2 separate regions of the Homo sapiens genome follow, and region 2 is linked to region 1. The links are chromatin contacts, found by Hi-C or POLR2A ChIA-PET in ENCODE. All regions are on one chromosome and are shown on one strand. Each heading gives the region's core, a stretch centred on a gene start or an enhancer-like site at or near the end of the contact. The rest is flanking DNA. Distances are from core to core; before and after follow the strand shown. Region 1 overlaps SCMH1 (Scm polycomb group protein homolog 1). Region 2 overlaps FOXO6 (forkhead box O6).

Evidence for each region. Hi-C counts contacts between places; a loop is a spot of excess contacts on that map. ChIA-PET counts read pairs that join two places held with the same protein, here RNA polymerase II (POLR2A).
Region 2: a loop to region 1 is called in a map of ascending aorta, with 2.3 times the contacts of the local background. The contact joins two enhancer-like sites. A Hi-C loop is called at or near these places in 1 of 168 maps with a recorded cell type or tissue (ascending aorta). POLR2A ChIA-PET finds 5 or more read pairs at or near these places in 2 of 52 experiments (AG04450 and OCI-LY7).

The regions. Positions count from the first base shown.
Region 1 is chr1:41,150,115-41,156,767 of GRCh38, forward strand. It overlaps SCMH1 (Scm polycomb group protein homolog 1), which reads right to left. Exons shown (of 16, transcript NM_001394311.1): 5 at 1,500-1,570. Among named protein-coding and RNA genes, the nearest start is that of SCMH1, 89 kb to the right of the region's middle. RefSeq lists a silencer at 6,525-6,653. Within about 2 kb of position 2,582, at least 5 of the 41 ENCODE cell types and tissues checked have a DNase peak (open chromatin) inside an H3K27ac peak, as active enhancers do; they include ascending aorta, where a contact is called at or near this core.
Region 2 is chr1:41,381,646-41,388,298 of GRCh38, forward strand. It overlaps FOXO6 (forkhead box O6), which reads left to right. Exons shown (of 3, transcript NM_001291281.3): 2 at 1-563; 3 at 565-1,945. The coding sequence ends at 1,036. Among named protein-coding and RNA genes, the nearest start is that of FOXO6-AS1, 9.3 kb to the left of the region's middle. RefSeq lists a silencer at 592-641 and an enhancer at 5,425-6,405. Within about 2 kb of position 1,251, at least 26 of the 41 ENCODE cell types and tissues checked have a DNase peak (open chromatin) inside an H3K27ac peak, as active enhancers do; they include ascending aorta, where a contact is called at or near this core.

The sequences.
Region 1 (6,653 bases), core at 1,332-3,831:
AGACAGTAAGCTAGAAAATCATAGAGGTAGCTCAACTCATTTGTTTTCTCTCTCTCAGAGATCACTGTTTGGCTGCTTGATTTTTAGTGACTTAAAAACCATTGTTGGCTAGGCCCGGTGGCTCACACCTGTAATCCCACCACTTTGGGAGGCCAAGGTGGGTGGATCACCTGAAATCAGGAGCTGGAGACCAGCCTGGCCAACATAATGAGACCCTGTCTCTACTAAAAGTACAAAAATTAGCCAGGCATGTTGGTGTGCACCTGTAGTCCCAGCTACTCGGGAGGCTGAGGCAGGAGAATCACCTGAAGCCGGGAGGCAGAAGTTGCAGTGAGCCAAGATCAAGACACCGCACTCCAGCCTGGGTGACAGAGCGAGACTCTGTCTCAAAACAAAACAAAACAAAACAAACCATTATTAACATATGTTGTCTTTTTAAATAAATTGTTTCAGGTGGAAGTATAAATTCAGTCCCTTTTATTTCAAATGAGCAGAAGTCCTGAACTTGTATTTCTACTTAGAAAACAGACAAAATTCTATGGCCGGGCACGGTGGCTCATGCTTGTAATCCCAGCACTTTGGGAGGCCGAGGCGGGCAGATCATGAGGTCAGGAGATCGAGACCATCCTGGCTAACACGGTGAAACCCCGTCTCTATTAAAAATACAAAAAAATTAGCCGGGCATGGTGGCAGGTGCCTGTAGTCCCAGCTACTCGGGAGGCTGAGGCAGGAGAATGGTATGTACCCAGGAGGCGGAGCTTGCATTAAGCCGAGATTGCGCCACTGCACTCCAGTCTGGGCGACAGAGTGAGACACCATCTCAAAAAAAAAAAAAAAAAAAAAGAAAACAGACAAAATTCAAACTCAACCTGAAATGTTGACAGTTTGAGGAAATAACCCTTGAGTACTAAAGGAAAGGATTGTAGGTAACTTCCTGACGTTTAACTTTGTTTAGCACCAAACACTTCTTTGCTTATCAGCCATATCAAACACTGACACAGTCAATACCATCTGTGCATTGTCTGGGTTACTTAATCCTTCTGGGAAACTCTGGATGACCTCTGATGAGCTCCTGAGATGCTTCACAGTGGGACTCAGTGTCAACATTCTTGTAGAAAGATAAGATTGTGACAGGAGTGCTGAGTACAGAGAAAGAAATACTGCTCCATTTTCAACAATGTCTATGGACTATAACTCTCTTTCCTGTCCGAATTAAGAGCTCTAGTAAAAATTAGCAGTTGTTTTCAGTAACACAGAATATCCTCAAGGAGGTAAAGAAGGAGGCAAGGGTGTTACTTGGGATGAAGGTGGAAAGAATGTCTGCTGCCAAAACTCACAGTGACCAAATTTTACTTCTTGAGCTGTGTTCTTCCCATAGAAGTTTATTCTGGGGCCCTCAGGTAAGAAGCCCAAGGGCTTCCACCTCCTGTTTTGATTGTCTAAAAACCATAAAAAAATGACTTATCTTCCACCTACTAAAGATGTTGAAAATCAATTACCTGCTTGAAGCAATGGACAGGCGCTGGGACTGAACATGTTTCTTTTAGGTATTTGTCCCAGGTAAAATGACCTGTAAAGGAAATAGAAATCTATATCACAGTCAACTTCCTAAAAAAAATGTTTTCAGGGTATAATCTACACTAAACAGTAAGCTATTTGTAGACTGGTTTTGAGCATAAAAAATATAATTTTTTTCCTGTTTGAGCTCAAAGGAGTATTAAGGGGAAGAATCTAAGTGACCTGAGCGGATGTTTTAGATTCACGTTTTAAAATAATGGTCTAAAGATGGCTTAGGGTGTTATTTATGTTCATTCCTAAAGTGATCCAAAATGCCAAAGCAAGATATACTAGTACTTCAAAGAAGTGACCAGGAAGCTAATGGAAAACAGAATAGAAGAGGCAGAAAGTGGGTGGGGAGATTCCTTTTGAACAATCTGACTCTTGGAAAGGTCCCTCACCGCTGTCAAGTGGCAGCTTTTAACACCCAATATGGTTGGATTCCAGCATCTCAGCTCAGGAAGAATGAAGAAAAGGCTGTCTAGAGACAAGGGGCGAGATGATTTGAGGGGAGGGGAAGCCAGATGAGTGAGATTATAGTTGAATCCTCACTCTAAAAACTGGCTCTCTCTCACCTACCCCCGCTGCACCCCCATCCTAGCCACCGCTGTGTTGCTCTGGGGTGCAAAGTGACAAAGAACTGTTAATTTAGAGCAAAGTAGGACCTGGGAAGCATGTCTGATGATAGTAAATAAGAACAAGCTGGGGAGTCTGTAGAATCTTTTAGCCTCTTGAACTGGCCTTACAGCCTCTAAAAGTTTGAAGAACACTGTCCTAGATAAACAATCTTCAAGGTGACACTGTGCTGGGGGAAGGGAAAACATCTTAAGGCAGGAACATTTGATACAGACCTCATTGGATCACTAAAGATTATCAAGTTCTTTATTTAAAGGTTAAACCAATTACCAGTCTCCCCCTAATACCCACCTAGAGGTGACCCCATGATGGAGCAGGGAAGGTCCCAGAGAATCTCACAAGCTAAAACACTGTAGCAAACCAGCATTTCTTGAAGTTTCCTCTGTAGTGGAGCAGCACAGAGCCCCTTTGGGCCATGCAAAAAGCACTAGATGCTGGGAATAAAAATGAGTCACTGAATGAAGAAATCTAAATCACTCCAAAGATGATGCCAAGACTTTACACTCTATTTATTTTATAGCTTCTGTTTTATAACTGGTTCCTTTCCCACTACCCTTAACTAAGCCAAATAGATTTGGCCAGAAATCACAGTCAGTTCTGAACTATTTCATGAACTAGCTGATGATTAATCAACATGACTAGACAGTTAGTCCATAGGGCAAATGAGATGACTATTTTCTGAAGTCAAGGTTTAAAGGCGTTATCAGAATTTAATGAAGAGTTTGCTTCTAGTTGACAGGGCCCTAAAGCAAGGACTGAATACATTTCATCATTGTTTGCTGTTAGAAAAATAAAACATTACAATTTATTATTCCATCCTTACAAATGAAAGATTAAATCAAATAGTAAGTTTTGGATTTCCCTGGATTGAGAATCTTCAACTCTGGCATCTAGAGCAGCACTGTCCAATAAAACTTTCTGTGCTGACTAAAATGTTCTGTATCTGTGCTAGCCAATAAGGTAGCCACTAGCCACATAACTATTGGATACTTGAAATGTGGGTACGTAAGAAACTAAATTTTTTAAATTTTAATTAACTTAAATTTAAATCCCCACACATAGCTAATAGTTACTGTATTAGGAAGCACAGATCAAGAGTTTTGGTCAGTCCTGGGTAACTGCTTATATTAGCTTAAGTTCTGACTAAAAGCACCAAAGAGACTTTGGTCTTAAGAATAATGGCAGCATCAGGGGTACCACAACAATTAGGGTATTAATTACAGTTCTCCATTATACATATCAACCATGGTAATCAATCCCTATTCTGTAATGTACACAGGCTAGAAACCTCAGCCCTTTTACCACTTAGGAAACACTCTATCACTAACTGGATGAAAAGGAACCTCTGTTTAAAGTAGTTCACCCACTGTGATGGCTGACTGGCTTGAACCATACCTAGATGGTATTTTCCTTTTATTTGACTTCTTGGGCTACCTAAGGCTTAGTTCCTTATTATCAGGTGAATTGCAAAATAAGATAATTTTTATGACTTAGTAAGAATGTTTGGACACCTATTGTAATGCCCATGATGAAGCCAGACATAATATTCTGCCATATCTCCAAGCACTAAAGTAACCACAAAAGAAATAGGACAGGCACCAAGGTATAGATCCAGAGTTAGCAAGTCTTCTGTTAAGGACAATATAATAAAAATTTTATGCTTTCTAGGCCATACAGTCTATGTCATAGCTACTCAGCTCCACCACTCCAGTGTGAAAGCAGCCACAGACAGTATGTGTGCCTAAATTAGCATGGCTGTTCCACTCAAACTTTATTTACACAAACAGGCAGAGGGCTGGATTTGACCTCCCAATAGTAGTTTGCCAGACCTCTGGTATAAATCATTGACTCTCAAGTGATACTTATAGTCTCATTTCTTTAAACAAAGTTCTGGGCCTCACCTTCAGAAGTTCTTATTCAGTAGGCTCCAAGTGTGGCCTGAGAATATGTATTTTCCAAGGCTCCCTAGGTAATTTGGATTAACATCTGTGACTAAGAACTACTACTGGTGTAGTTTAAATAATGTAATATTGGGAGTCTGAAGATGTTGGTAAAAGTCTTGTTTCTACAGCTAACTATCTTGGGTAAATTACTTAATCCTTCCAAGCCTAAGTTTACTCATGTGAAAGATGAAGACAATATCTGTCTTACAAGATTGTATATAGATTCTTCATTCAATAAATATTTAAACTTCTCCAAGTACAAAGAACTGTGTTAAATGTTAGGGGAACAAGGTAAGACATGATTTCTCAATTCATGGAGCTTTCAGTCTAGAGATAAACAGAGACATTAATAAACATAACACAAATAATCTGTTATGATAATGATAAAGTTTACGAGGTAGTACAGGTTGTCTTGAGATTGCAGAACATGAAAATCTCATTCATCCTTGGGCTCAGAGATTATTACGAAGATTAATATTATTAACTAACATAGGTATAATGTTTTATAATTTAAACATATATAATGTGAGTGTTTTCAATTATTCCAACATTATAATTCAAAATATTCAAACAGTATAATTTGAATGTTTTCAATTATTCATTCAACAGATACTTATTAACTATCCTCTATGTGCCAGGCAATATGACAGGGGTCCCTGCCCTCATTTACATGCTGGTATATGATGAGACACAACTAACACATAAACAATAAATAAACAAGGCAGTAAGTGAAAAGAACTTGAAGGGAATAAAATGAGGTGATGTGATAGAGACTGGGAGCTATCTTAGTAAAGTCATGGACAGATACTCTTCAGAGGAAATGTCTAAGCTAAGACTTTACAGATGAGAAAAAGCCATCTCATTTAGTAAATAATGCTTATAAAAGTGTTTTTATAAACTCTGATGCATACCACGTGATAGTTACATTTATTATTAAAAAAGAAAAAAAGGTACCTGCCCTGAAGAGACTTAAAAATGGCATTAAAGTACCTTGGCCCATAAAATATGGGCATAAGAGGTCACCTAGTTAAATGCATGAATCACCTTCTCTAATATTCATTCATTCAGCAAATATTTACTAAATACCTAGTATATGTTAAGCCTGGTTCTAGGCACTGGTGATATATAGCAAAATACAATACAGCCAAAGTTTGCCCACATGGAGCTTACAACAAACAAACAAACAATGTTTTGCTCCACATGGAGCAAAAACAAACAAACAAACAAACAAACAATATTTTGCTCCACATGGAGCAAAAACAAACAAACAAACAAACAAACAAATACGTCAGCTGGTCCAGAGGGTAACAGAGACACCAGATTAATTATACAATTCCTGGCTATTTTGAAATTTAAAAAAATAAAAGTAAGAGGTAAAGAAGGTGTGCTATTTTAGCCAGGGCAGTCAAAAAAGACATCTTGATAAGGTGATACAAAAGTTGACATTTGGGCCGGGCGCAGTAGTTCACTCCTGTAATCCCAGCACTTTGGGAGGCTGAGGCGGGCAGATCACCTGAGGTCAGGAGTTCAAGACCAGCCTGGCCAACATGATGAAACCTCGTCTCTACTAAAAGAAATACAAAAATTAGCTGGGCGTGGTGGCAGGCACCTATAATCCCAGCTACTTGGGAGGCTAAGGCAGGAGAACTGCTTGAACCCGGGAGGTGGAGGTTGCAATGAGCTAAGATCGCACCACTGCACTCTAGCCTAGGTGACAGAGTAAGACTCCGTCTCAAAAAAAAAAAAAAAAAAAAAAAGCTGAGATTTGAATGGTCCTTCCAGCCTCTGCTGAAATACTTCCAGTCATGGGACACTCATTATTTAGCTATTTAGCTATTACTCAACAGTACAAATGGACAGACCGCTCTTTATAGTCAGCCAACATCTGCCTTCTAACCTCTACTGGTCCTAGATATATCTAATCTCTATGTCCCAAATCCCTCAACTGCTCCTAATTTGACAGGCTGGCTACTCATGTCTGGCTACTGTTCTGGCCACATTCCTTTACAAGAACTCTACTTTGTTCAACCTAAATGTGAACCCAAATTCTTAAAAACAATTAAGCATAATCAACATCTTTAGATCAGAAATTCCACTCCACTATTACCGTATAAATAGTGTTCCATGTACCAAAATTTAAATAACAATATATTTGTTAAACGCCACTGATGGTAATTTAAGTGTCTTTATTTTATTTTTTTTGAGACGGGGTCTTGCTTTGAGTCAGTGTCAGGCTGGAGTACAGTGGTGTGAACACAGCTAATTGCAGCCTTGACCTCCCGGGCTCAAGCGATCCTCTCATCTCAGCCTCCCTAGTAGCTGGGACTACAGGTGTGTGCCACCATTCCTAGCTAATTTTTGTATTTTTTGTAGAGACAGGGCTATGCCAAATTGCCCAGGCTGTTCTCGAACTCCTGAGCTCAAGTGATCTAACTGCCTCGGCCTCCCAAAGTGCTGGGATTACAGGCATGAGACACAGATTTGGGATTTGTCCTAAGGGTGGGATTAGTGGACAAA
Region 2 (6,653 bases), core at 1-2,500, 230 kb after region 1:
ACCCGTTTCATCCGCGTGCAGAACGAGGGCACCGGCAAGAGTTCGTGGTGGATGCTGAACCCCGAGGGCGGAAAGACAGGGAAGACCCCGCGGCGCAGGGCCGTGTCCATGGACAACGGGGCCAAGTTCCTGCGCATCAAGGGCAAGGCGAGCAAGAAGAAGCAGCTGCAGGCGCCCGAGCGAAGCCCGGACGACAGCTCCCCGAGTGCGCCCGCCCCGGGGCCGGTGCCTGCCGCAGCCAAGTGGGCCGCCAGCCCCGCCTCGCACGCCAGCGACGACTACGAGGCTTGGGCCGACTTCCGCGGCGGCGGGAGACCCCTGCTCGGGGAGGCGGCCGAGCTGGAGGACGACGAGGCCCTGGAGGCCCTGGCGCCATCATCGCCGCTCATGTACCCAAGCCCCGCCAGCGCGCTGTCGCCGGCGCTGGGCTCGCGCTGTCCGGGTGAGCTGCCCCGCCTGGCCGAGCTGGGAGGCCCGCTGGGCCTGCACGGCGGCGGCGGCGCGGGGCTGCCCGAGGGCCTGCTGGACGGCGCGCAGGACGCGTACGGGCCGCGGGCCCGCGCCCAGGCCCGGCCCGGTGCTGGGTGCGCCGGGGGAGCTGGCGCTGGCGGGCGCAGCCGCCGCCTACCCCGGCAAAGGGGCGGCCCCGTACGCGCCGCCCGCGCCCTCGCGCAGTGCCTTAGCCCACCCCATCAGCCTTATGACGCTGCCCGGCGAGGCGGGCGCCGCGGGCCTGGCACCGCCGGGCCACGCCGCCGCCTTCGGGGGCCCGCCCGGCGGCCTCCTGCTGGACGCTCTGCCGGGGCCCTACGCTGCCGCCGCCGCCGGGCCGCTGGGCGCCGCGCCCGACCGCTTCCCGGCCGACCTGGACCTCGACATGTTCAGCGGGAGCCTCGAGTGCGACGTGGAGTCCATCATCCTCAACGACTTCATGGACAGCGACGAAATGGACTTCAACTTCGATTCGGCCCTGCCTCCGCCGCCGCCGGGCCTGGCCGGGGCCCCGCCCCCCAACCAGAGCTGGGTGCCGGGCTGAGGGCCGCCTCCCGCCTCCGGGCGCCCCGTCCCGTCCCCAGGGGGCCTCTGTCTTCCCATCCTGATTCCCGGGTCCCTGCCCCCGACTCTAGCTCCCCAGGAGGCGGCCCCAGCCCAGCTAGGGACCCCTCTCGGAGGCCGGCCGCCGGGGAAGGGGAGGGAGGGGCCGGGGCACCCCACTGCTCCTGCCCACACTCCTGAGATCCACCCCCTTCTCCTGGGCAGGAAGCCTGGGAGAGGAGGCTGAATTCCAGGCTGGCTGGGAGTAGGGAGGAGCGGGGTGGGCCGCCTGGTGTGGACGGTGGTCGGGGAAGCCAACTAGGAGATGGGCCAGGGAGCGTTTACAAATCTTCAGTTTCATTTGCGGAGGCCTAGCCGTGACCCCGCGCCCACCCCAAACACGGATCTGATTCCCACTTGACACACTTTCCCACTGGTCTTAGTCTCACCCACCCGAAGCCAGCAACCCTCTGCGGAAAACTCACACCTACCTATATCCATCCACCCTGAGCAGCCCTCCACCCCCAAATCGCCCTCCGACGACCGCCACCCCCACAGTTCAGTCTCCCCCTCCCATCCCTGCCGGCCCTCGCTTCTCCCCTCCCCCGTCGGAGTCAGTCCCTCTCTTCAACCGCCCCCACCCCCTAGTACTGGTCTCAGCTTCTGCAGCGGGCCTCAGCCCCGTCCACCCCCAACCCCGACGCCCCTTTCTCCGCGCCAGTTCTGGCCCTTCTCCCATATTTATAAGTGTCCGGCCGGGACGGGCGGTGGGCGCGGCGTCCCCGGCGCGTATCGTAGGCAGTGTACCGTGGCCGTGCCGTCAGAGTGTGCGTGTGCGTGTGTGCCGTGTCGAGGCTGTGTAGAGTGCATTGTACAGCATATTTTCATGAATAAAATTGTTTTAAATATTTCCCGCGCCTTGGGCTAGAGGAAGGGGAGTGGTGGCGGAGGATAATTGACAGGGAACTTGGGGCAGGGGGAGGGTTCATGTGCCTGAGTCACTATTGTGGCTTTTTGTCTGGGTACTCGTCAGCCTTTGCTAAACTAATGCTCCTCTGCCCGGCACATATTGGTTAAGCGCCTACTGAGTCCCCCGTGCTGAAGATGTGCTTCGTCGAGCTCTGCACCTGTTTCTGTGAACATGTGCATGCACGAAGTTTTGGCCCAGGAAAATGCGTCCTAAATAAGCCTCAGAGATTGGGAGAGGATGCACAAATATTTACTGAGAACCTTTAGTGCCAGGCTCTGTGTTGGGCACGATTTTTGTTCCCATTGTACAGATGAGAAAACAAGGTCAGAGAGAGAAAATGACTTGGGAAGGAGGGTAGAGATGGTGAAAAGAGATCCCTTTGAGGTGCACAGACTGCTGTTGGAATCCATTTTCTACAGTTTGCCAGCTGTGTGACCTCGGGCAAATTTTCAGCCTCTGAAGCCTTGTCTTCCTGGACTACACCATGGAATAGTAGCATCCATCTCATGAACTTCTGTCAGGCATGAGGAAAGGTATGGAAAGTGTTCAGCGCAGGTCCTGCACTCGTTCATTCCAGGAAGATTCGGTGAGCACCTGTTAAGTTCTTATACCAAGCATTGGGGCTGCCCTAGAGCCACACGGACACAGTCTCTACTCTTAAGGAACTTAGAGGCTCCTGGGGAGAACAGGCCAGCAAATAGGCGATTATAGATCAAAGCTGTGCTGATCGGAGGAGGAGCTGGGGGCTGTCGTGGGAATGAATGATGGGGCAGCACTCATCTTGGACTTGAGTCAGGGAAGGTGCCTGGACTGGTGCTGCCTCAGCTAAGCTTGGTAGGAGGAACTGGCATTGGGAAGGGGATTTAGATGAAATGGCATGTTCAAAGGCCCAGAGTCAAGAGGTGTGTGGATTCCAGAACCAAAAGCAGTTGAGTGTGGCTAAAGTTCAGAGAGGGACAGATTACTGATGGCAGGGAGGCTAATGGGCCAGAGGGTTCAACAGTGGAAGAGGGACAGTGTGGCCCAGCCAGAGGTGCTGATGTGGCTCAAACCAAGTTATGGGGGAGGACAGTGGGGCTGCAAGGGAAAGGATGAATTCACATCTACTTTGGATATGGAGTCATTGGGGACTTGGTTGTGGATTGGACCTGGGGGATGAAGGACAGGGAAGCATCAATTGATGCTTGGTTTTTGTTTGGGTATCTGGGGAGACAGGGCCATTCCTTGAGATGGGGCACACCAAAGCAGGAGGAGCCCTAGGGAAATTGATGTGCTCATTTGAGCTATAGTTCATGAGAATCTTTGGGATTTGGAGCAGAGGGAGGGATGTTCAGGAGCATACACACTGCGTGAAATGACATTCTCTGGCACTGGGCAACATAGTGGCCCTGAGGTGTCCACTTGCATAGTGGGGTCAGAGCCCAGAAGGTGTCTGGGCTGGAAAGGGAGGTCAAGAATCAGGAACACAGAAGGTGTCACTGAGGGGTTGGAAATGGCTTGGGAGGGGGAGGATTGCAGAGTTGGAAGAGCAGGAAGTCCAAGTCTGCTTTGATGAACATCTTGGCACAGGAGGGACCCACTGGCTGAGAGGAGAAGAGAAGGAAAACCAGGACCCCAGGGGATTGGGGACGGTGTCCTAGAAAGGAATACCCAATGTTCTTGCCTTCTGGAGCCTCACTTTCTCGGTCTGAAAGATGGGGCAGTAGCACCTGTTTCACACATTTGTTTTGAGGAGTAAATAAGATAGGAATTATTGTGTGAGGTCACACTATTGGCAAGGGCCAGAGCCCCTGAGTGTGTACCTCCAACACCCAGGCTCTCGTGCAGCCCCCACTGCCTCTGATGAGGTGGCTGAGAGCAGAGGAGCAGAGGAACTCAGAGCCAGTAGAATCCGCACAGATTCTGGGCTCTGAGTTGGGGCTGAGACCCAACCTGGTATGGCGGGTGTCCCTGCCAAGTGGGGAGCACATAGAGGCTGATGGCCCCTCCCCTGGGACAGATGCCCCAGCCCCACCCTACAGCCAGCCTCTGAGACAGCCCAGCTGGGTGTGGGCTCCATATGGGCTGCAGAACTGCCCCCACCCTAGGCTGACGGAGGGTGGGCCGCTGGTGTGTGTGCGCAGGGCTGTGTGTTTCCATGTAGTCCCATATGTGTCTGTCTGTGTGGGCCTGTGTGTGTGTGTCTGTGTGTGTGTTAGGGGTTAGTGAGTGTGCTGGGCAGGTGGGGTGGTGCTTGAGGTTCTCCCTGCCGAGTGTGCACATGGCTGGGCGTGTGTGTGTGTGTGCGTGTGTGTGTGGTGGGAATGACAGTGGATCTGCCTCCAAGTGTGCCCACACAAGTGCCGGGGCTGTGCAGTCCATGCCTGTGTGAGGTGCTGTCTCTGTCCCCACATGTGCCATGCACACCCTCCTCTCTGGGCTTGCCTGCCTGTCTTGGCACAAAGCTCTCTCCGGGAGCACCAGCACTGGTGTTCCCCTGCCAGGAGTGTCTTCTGGGCTGCTCTGCTGTCTGTCGGAGGGGAGGGGAGCAGAGGGACACTCCAGACCCTGGGATCCAGCCCAGCTTATGAGCAGGGAGGAGTGGGACCACCTCAGAGCTCTGACCGAGCTCTGCCTGGCTCAGGCCAGGGATCATTCCAGACACAGCTTCTGTCCTGCTGGGTCTCATCAGGAGAAAGGGGGCAACACCCCTGTGGCTGGGGGGCTGCAACTGGCTCTTCCCCATCAGCTTTGGAGCCCAGCAGACGCGCTCCCCTCTATGCCCACTCCCTGGGAGGCGTCTGACACATGATTTATTCATAAAAAGCCATTATTTGTGCCAAAGAAGAACTGAGCCGCTGGCTTTTTAAGTGCTGATAATGCTTTCAGCCTCCCTGCCTCTCCTCCTCTCCCTTCCCCTCCCGTCTTCTCTCTTCTCTCTCACCTCCTTCCTATCCTTTCTCCTCCTCCCCTTTCTTCCCCTTCCCCTCCGTTCTTTCCCTTGATATTCCTTGATTGTTCTCCCCACACCTCCTCTCCTATTTCTTTATAGACCTCCCCTCTCACGCCACTCAGCTCCTTCTCTCTACAGTGAGGCTGGGTCAGGGAGGCTCAGAATCAATTGTCCCAAACTGGGTAAGGCCTGCACTAGCCTGGAGCCCCAAGGACCCCACCCCTCCACCTCATCCTTCACCTCCAAAGGACCAGAGGAAGGTTGGGAGGAGGGGGGCCAGGCTGAGAAAAGTGGCGGGGTGAGGGGGGTCTTTGGAGGCTGTCCTGACCAGCTCCCCCTATGCTAAAGGGTGTGATTTCAGCACTCTTATTAGCACCAGTACCCCAGACTCCCAAGTAAACATTCAGTCTTGGTAAAAACAATGCACTTGCTATACAGGTTCAAGGTAAGCCCCTTAGAATGCCTTTCTCCCCTAAAGAATGCCCCCATATAGAAATTCTGGAGTCACCATTATTGAGGTGGTGCCAGGAGAGGATGGCATCAAGGGAGGCACTTGGGCCCCATGACAGAGCATCCCCTGTTCTCAGAGAGGAGGCAGCAGAATGAGTGTGTTCACAGAGCTTGAACATGGACCCAGGAAAGGTTCTTAGAAGCAGACACCATAGACCTACATGTGTGTGGCTTCGAACGTGCACATGCACACACAGACCAGCATGTGCATAGCTGCATACTTGCTCAGGCAGATGCAGAGCCATTCCTCACCCCTTTCCAAAGCTTTCCTCCCCTGAGCACCTGCAGCAGGGGCTGGAACATTTTCCCCATTCAGACACTTGCTCATTCATTCATCCATTCATTCATTCACTCCATGAACTTTGGTTTTATGCCCCCTCTGTGCCAGCCTTTGTGCTGGGCACTGGGGAGGCAGAAATAAACATTATTGGGCCCTAGAGAGGGGGACTGGAGCAGAGAGGGCACTACAGGCCCTCCCCTGCAGCCTTGGGCTGGGGGTTGGGGGCCCAGCAGGTGAGGGGTTAAGTCATTTGGCATCCAGAGCTGGAGCCATTAGGCCTCCTAATTATGAAATTATCGAGGTCCTCAGGTGACTGCTAATTTCACACACACTGTTCCTCTCACGGCTAATGAATGCCCGCAGAACCCACACCTTGTCTTTCCTGCTGAACGGTGACCTGCAGTTAATGAGCTCAGGAAGGCAGACAGGCCTCCGGCTGGGTGGGTGGGGCACCAAGCCTGAGGAGGGGCCCACTCACCCCTCCTTCCCCTCCCGGCTCCCTTTGCTGGCTGCCTGCCCCAGTGAAGACTCCAGGGCCAAAGCCCAGCCCGCAGTTTCTGCAGGACAGGCTAGGCCCAGCGCTCTTGGGAACAGGGAGAGATAAAGATTTGGGAGGGCTTTGGGTCATATGATCCTGGAATGAGCGTGGGCATAGTGAGGGAGGGATGGACGAGGCAGGAGTGAGAAATGAAATGTGGATGGTGGAAGAGGACCATTTCTGCTTGATTCTTGGGCCATGTCAGGGACATTTATGAAGGGTGAGGGAGTCATGACAGCTTAAGGGGTGGGGATTTGCAGGCAGGGTACAGTCACACCCTGATGCTGGAGACGACGATGACTTTGGGGGATAGTGATGCTGATGATACTGGGGATGTCAACTGGTGAGGCTGCCGTGCTGCTGCTGCTGGTTGTGATTTGTAAAGTTT